Linked DNA regions of Homo sapiens: region 1 is linked to region 2. Evidence: chromatin loops called from intact Hi-C (ENCODE). Cell type or tissue: Panc1. All regions are shown on one strand. Links, peaks and the distances in the headings refer to the core of each region. The heading gives the core; the rest is flanking DNA.

Region 1 (2,917 bases), core at 110-2,609, 71 kb before region 2:
GAGGCAGAGGTTGCAGTGAGCCAAGATTGCGTCACTGCACTCCAGCCTGGGCAACAGAGCAAGACTCCGTCTCAAAAAAAAAAAAAAAAATAGGCTGGGCACAGTGGCTCACGCCTGTAATCCCAGCACTTTGGGAGGCTGAGGCAGGTGGATCACCTGAGGTTGAGAGTTCAAGACCAGCCTGATCAACATGAAGAAACCCTATCTATTTAAAAAATACAAAATTAGCCAGGCGTGGTGGTGCATGCCTGTAATCCTAGCTACTCAGGAGGCTGAGGCATGAGAATCGCTTGAACCCAGGAGGCGGAGGTTGCAGTGAGCTGAGATCGCACCATTGTACTCCAGCCTGGGCAACAAGAGTCAAACTCCATCTCAAAAAAAAAAAAATTATGAAAACTTACAGCATGTTGACACTAACTGAACAAGATAGAAAAAAAACAACTAGTATTTTTTGTTCAATATCCTTCATTTTTACCACTTTCCAAAAGTTTAGAATACTGAAACTCAATGTTGCCTTATTTCTAAAGCTGCCAAACCTTTTGTCATTTCTGGACTTCAGTTCCCTCCTTTGTAAATAGAAGGAATTTAATTAAGGTCTCTTCTAGCCTTAAAAAGAGTAGTTATAAATTCATTCCTCCTCAGTGATCCTGGTTGATAGAATTCTTCCTTTATCAAAAGCCTCTGCTAAAGAGCACCCTCAAAGTTAAAGTCATTGTAAAAAACTCTCCCCGGTTTTGCAGAGACTTTTTTTGTTTTGCTGCATGACTTTCAGACAAGCACTAGACTTGTGTCATTTCCATATGAACAGACACATGTTTTCCGGAGGGCAGGCTGTAGTTAGGGCTGTGTCTCTGCTACTGTGTCTCTGCATAACCCAACGGGCTTGCATGAGAATAGGACTTTTCATCTCATTTCCATTGGTTTCATACATTAAGCAAGTCAATTCACATGTGCTACAGGTCACAGTGGGAACTCTCCATGTAAGGCTATAAGTGGTTCAGCTCAACCCATTTCTTATTTCTGAAAACAACTTGAAGCATGCAGCCTATGGCTGGAAGGCAATTGAGTTATATTTATAGAAGGGCAGCTTGATCTCTTTGCATGATATCCTGTCTTTAGAAAGTAAAAAATAAGTTGCTATGTGTCATCATCGCGTATAGGCAACTAGATGCAGAAATTTAAAAAGAACAGATCTCTTTACTGAGACCCAAATACATCCCTGACATCGCCCCTCCAAAGTGCACCACCTCCAGTGAGTCTCCCTGTCATGCCCAGCCAGTGGACAGCCAACCCCCACCATTCCTCCAGCACTCCCGTGGCCAATCATGGGGGTGCTGTGCTGGCAGCCTGTGACCTGACATCTCTACCAGTCTTCCAGTCCCTCGTATGTCAGGGAATGTGTCCTCTGCTGGCTGTGTTCTTTTTGGAACTCAGGGGAGGGAAAAGGCCAAGCCATTTCTAGGGTGCTGTTGGGAGCAGTGAAAAAGCCACACCCTTTTCAAGGGACACTTTTCCTGGAAAGCCCCTGGAGCTTAGCTGGCTGTTATCCTGTGAAGCCGGCTCTGGCCACTAGGGGCAGGGCCATGAACTCAGCCTCGAGGAGCCTGCAGGGCAGCTGGCACTCTGGAGGGACAGACAGAACAGGTCACCAGGTGCACTGGAGGGACAGACAGAACAGGCCACCCAGTGCAGACAGGAGAAGGAGGGAGGGGGACGGAATGGAAGACTCCTGGGGTGAATGGAAGTCAGTGCCCTTGGGTGCTAGTATCTGTCTTCCCGGCCACCGCTAGATCAGGCTTCTGAGCCTGTTGGCTGTCAGGGCTGGACTGTGCCCCATAGGCGCCATGGCAGTCCCAATGAAATCCACCAGGTGTCACTAGGCAGCATAAAGGTAACAGGCCTGGAAGGTCACCAACAGCCCAGCTGGACATGCTCAGACAACTCTGGGGCTCCTCATTCAGTGGCACAAACTCCAGGACCCAGTGAGGGAAAAAGGAACACACCAGGCTGAGCAGTATGGCTAAATCCATTTATTCCAAAATGAAAGGCAAAATAAACAGGAGTCGCATCACCAGGGAGCCACAACCCCATCCCCGCCTCCTTCCTCTGCCCCATGCTATCAATAAATAAGTTTCCCAGCCACAAATAATGATTAGAACCTCCTCCTCATATGCCAGCTCCAACCTCTGCTAGGTACGATACAGGGGGTGGCCCTACCCCCTGGAATATACAAAATGTTACACAGATACTATATGTACACTGGGGCCTTCCCAGCAGCCCGTGCCCTCACCTGCTCTACAGTTAGCCCCATTGTCCCTGCCTCAGCTGCCTCTCTGAATAAGAAGATGGGAGCCCCCTGAGGGAAAAGTTGCTTTGGTGAGGGTAGGGAGGCCATCAGGCCGCCTCCAAACAAACCGACTCCACCAGCCTCTGGCTCTTAAATAACAATCATCATCATCCAGAAATTTAAGGACTCAGCCCTGGTCAAGGTGGCAAAGGGTCTGTTTGTCTCCCCCCATTAGACAGGGGTCTTGTCTTGCTACCCTAATGATAAAGGGGTAGGAAGGGATGGTAGGGACACGATGGCGGCAGAGACTCCAGCCCCACTTCTCCAGGCTTATGCTGACAGAGGCCTGCTTTTATTTATTTTTATTTATATCCCATGACTTATTTTTTAATCCCGTAACTTCTTTTTCATAATACTTTTTTTAAACTTTTCATAAAACTTTAAATACTTTTTTCACAACTTTTTTTGCCACGACTTTTCCACATTTTTTATCCCATAACTTTTTCATCCTACAACATTTTCTAAATCCCATAACTTCTTTTTAGTTTGTATTCTTTTAATAAACACACTTGCATAGTTAATTACAATTTTGTAAAAATAAAAACTGATTATCTCATGCCAAGCGTGCCC
Region 2 (2,917 bases), core at 87-2,586:
TTAAGGGCATTGGGAAGGCACTAGAGAATTTTGAGCAAGGAATGGCATGGTCAGAATGAACACTTAATAAACTCATGTTAGCTCATGAGTAGAGACTGAATTGGGAGGGGGACAAAAATTGATAATCTAGGGTAAACTAAAGGATGCTGCAAATGAGATGATGAAACACTTCACTTGGACTAGTGTGATGGCAAAGGAGATGGAGAAAAAGTAAATGGGTTCTCAAGTTTAGAGGTGGAAAAACCTCCAATACACATGATTGGATATGGGGGAATGAGGGAAAGGGAAATGGATGTTAAAGGAAGATTGCCAGGTTTCTTACTTTGAAAGCTGCTGGATGAGTGGTACAGCCAATTACTGAAATGGGAAGACTTAAGGACAAAGATGTTTGTAGAAAGCTCATGAGGCTGTTTCCCAATATGTGAAATCTCCCTGAAAGGGGTCCTGTGAGGAGCAAATGACATTCTTTATTCAATAACTAGAAGCCATTGCTATAATGTTTCAAAATCTCTCCTTTGACCTCAGATCTTGTGAGGAAGATAGAACACTTTCTGTACCAGGGCCTTTTTCAATAAGAAAGGACATTGGTTTCTCAAATTGCAATCACTAAACCTAATGTACTTTAATTATATACATAATTAGAACAATCTCTTTTTAAAAAAACATAATAGGTTGGATACTATGGTTCACACCTGTAATCCCAACACTTTGAGATGCTGAGGCAGGAGGATTGCTTGAGCCCAGGAGTTCAATACCAGCCTGAGCAACATAGTGAGACCCGTCTCTACAAAAAATTTTAAAATGAGCCTGGCATGATGGCATGTGTCTGTAGTCCTAGCTACTTGGGAGACTGAGGAGAGAGGCTCTCCTGAGCCCAGGAGCTCAAGGTTGCAGTGAGCTATGATTGCACCACTGAACTCCAGCCTGGGTGACAGAGTGAGATCCACTGTAAAACAAACAAACAAGAAGTATGTTCACAGGAAAATCCCAGAAATCACATAGAACATGTTTCTTGTGTCACAGATGGATCTTCATTTCCCTTAGCAAATCTCCTCAAATGTGACCCTGCTTATCAAGATTATTCAAATCATATAGCTGTGCTGGGCATACAAAAAAAATGGCATTTATCTATTTTTATGGTGGGGGCTGAGGACATAGAAGAGGAATCAGGCATCGGTAACTTTTCAACACCCCCAATATATGTATAAACAAGGAGCTACAGTTGAGTTTTTACATTTTTAATGTTTTATCATTTGTACTGACAAGGTCCATAGCCAGCTTTGTTCTGATGCCACCTGCTGGACAAGTCTGTAACATCTTATTTCTCTTTGGAAGTGTCCAGTCCTCCCAAAACCTATACCACAAACGCTTGAGAGTCCAGCCAACACTGGGAAATATCACTTCAAAATAATATGAAGCTTCACTGGACTTCATGGAGGATTTTCAGTATGCCTATTCTTGATGCTACAGATATACTCAATAGCAATCAATGGTGAATGTGGACAAAGGCATAATACTGCATTGTTTGTGAGAAAAAATACTGGAAACATGGAAATGTCCATCACCAGTAACTGTTTAAATAAACTAAGATACATCCATATTAAGACATATTATGCAGCCTGTAAAAGTCCTCAGGTTGTTAAAATAGTTACATAAAACAAATAAAGTGTAGAAAATATAGTATGCTTCCATTCATGTTTAAAAAAATAATAAGGGGGAGGCCAGGTGCAGTAGCTCACGCCAGAACTATGAGAAGTCGAGGTAGGAGGCCAGGAGTTTGAGACCAGCCTAGGCAGCACAGTGAGACCCCTGTCTCTACAAAAAATAAAAAATAAAAGGAAGAGATATTGACACATTTTAGAAATACAGTTTGGAAAAGAAAACACAACCAACTGGTAAGATATTTGTCTCTGTGGAGGGAGTAGAGGCACTAGGGGAGTTAAGATGGGAAGGTGTTGCTTTTCTTTATGATTCTACAAAATTTAACTTTGTATTATCCATGTACTTTTACTTTTGAAAACAGTTAATGAGGCCAGGAGCGATGGCTCACACCTGTAATCCCAGCACTTTGGGAGGCTGAGGCGGGTGGATCAACTGAGGTCAGGAGTTGGAGACCAACCTGGCCAACATGGTGAAACCCTGTCTCTACTAAAAATACAAAAATTAGCTGGGTGTGGTGGCGGGCGCCTGTAATCCCAGCTACTCAGGAGGCTGAGTCACGAGAATCACGAGGCAGAGGTTGCAATGAGCCTAGATCGTGCCACTGCACTCCAGCCTGGGCAACAGAGCCAGACTCTGTCTCAAAAAAGAAAAAAATACTAGCTAATGAAATATGTAAATAAAACCATTGTTTAAACTCCCATTCCTAACCAGGCATGGTGGCTCATGCCTTTAATCCCAGCACTTTGGAAAACCAAGGTGGGAGGATCACAGGCAACATAGCGAGACCCAAACTCTACAAAAAAAAAAAAGCCAGGCATGGTGGCACATGACTGTGGTCCCAGCTACTCAAGAGGCTGAGGCAAGAGGATCACTTGAGCCCAGAAGGTCAAGCCAGCAGTGAGCTATGATCATGTCATGGCACTCAAGCCTGGGTGGCAGTGAGACGTGTTTAAAAAAAAATTTTTTTTTTTTTTTTTGAGAGGGAGTCTTGCTCTGTCACCCAGGCTGGAGTGCAGTGGCACAATCTCGGCTCACTGCAACCTCCGCCTCCCAGGTTCAAGCAAATCTCCTGACTCAGTCTCTCAAGTAGCTGGGATTACAGGCGCCCACCACCACACCTGGCTAATTTTAGTATTTTTAGTAGAGTTGGGGTTTCACTATGTTGGCCAGGCTGGTCTCAAACTCCTGATCTCAGGTGATCCACCTGCCTCGGCCTCCCAAAGTGCTGGGATTACAGGCATGAGACACTGTGCCT

What was found. Hi-C counts contacts between places; a loop is a spot of excess contacts. Peaks named below come from ENCODE experiments on the same cell type or tissue, not always from the same donor. Only the 100,000 strongest peaks of a DNase experiment are listed, where the experiment ranks them.
Region 1: it touches region 2 in a loop (5-fold over the local background); 47 of 110 quality-filtered maps call a loop at or near these places.

Annotation. Positions count from the first base shown.
Region 1 is chr15:72,669,674-72,672,590 of GRCh38, reverse strand. No RefSeq gene overlaps it. Among named protein-coding and RNA genes, the nearest start is that of HIGD2B, 15 kb to the left of the region's middle. RefSeq lists enhancers at 1,428-1,477, 856-1,833. In Panc1, for the core only: CTCF peaks have their summits at 1,368 (motif pointing left) and 1,647; a DNase peak (open chromatin) is centred at 1,600; H3K4me3 peaks cover 557 bases; H3K27ac peaks cover 318 bases.
Region 2 is chr15:72,598,436-72,601,352 of GRCh38, reverse strand. It overlaps ARIH1 (ariadne RBR E3 ubiquitin protein ligase 1), which reads right to left. Exons shown (of 14, transcript NM_005744.5): 14 at 1-2,917. Among named protein-coding and RNA genes, the nearest start is that of MIR630, 13 kb to the right of the region's middle. In Panc1, for the core only: CTCF peaks have their summits at 1,075 and 1,295 (motif pointing left); a DNase peak (open chromatin) is centred at 1,302.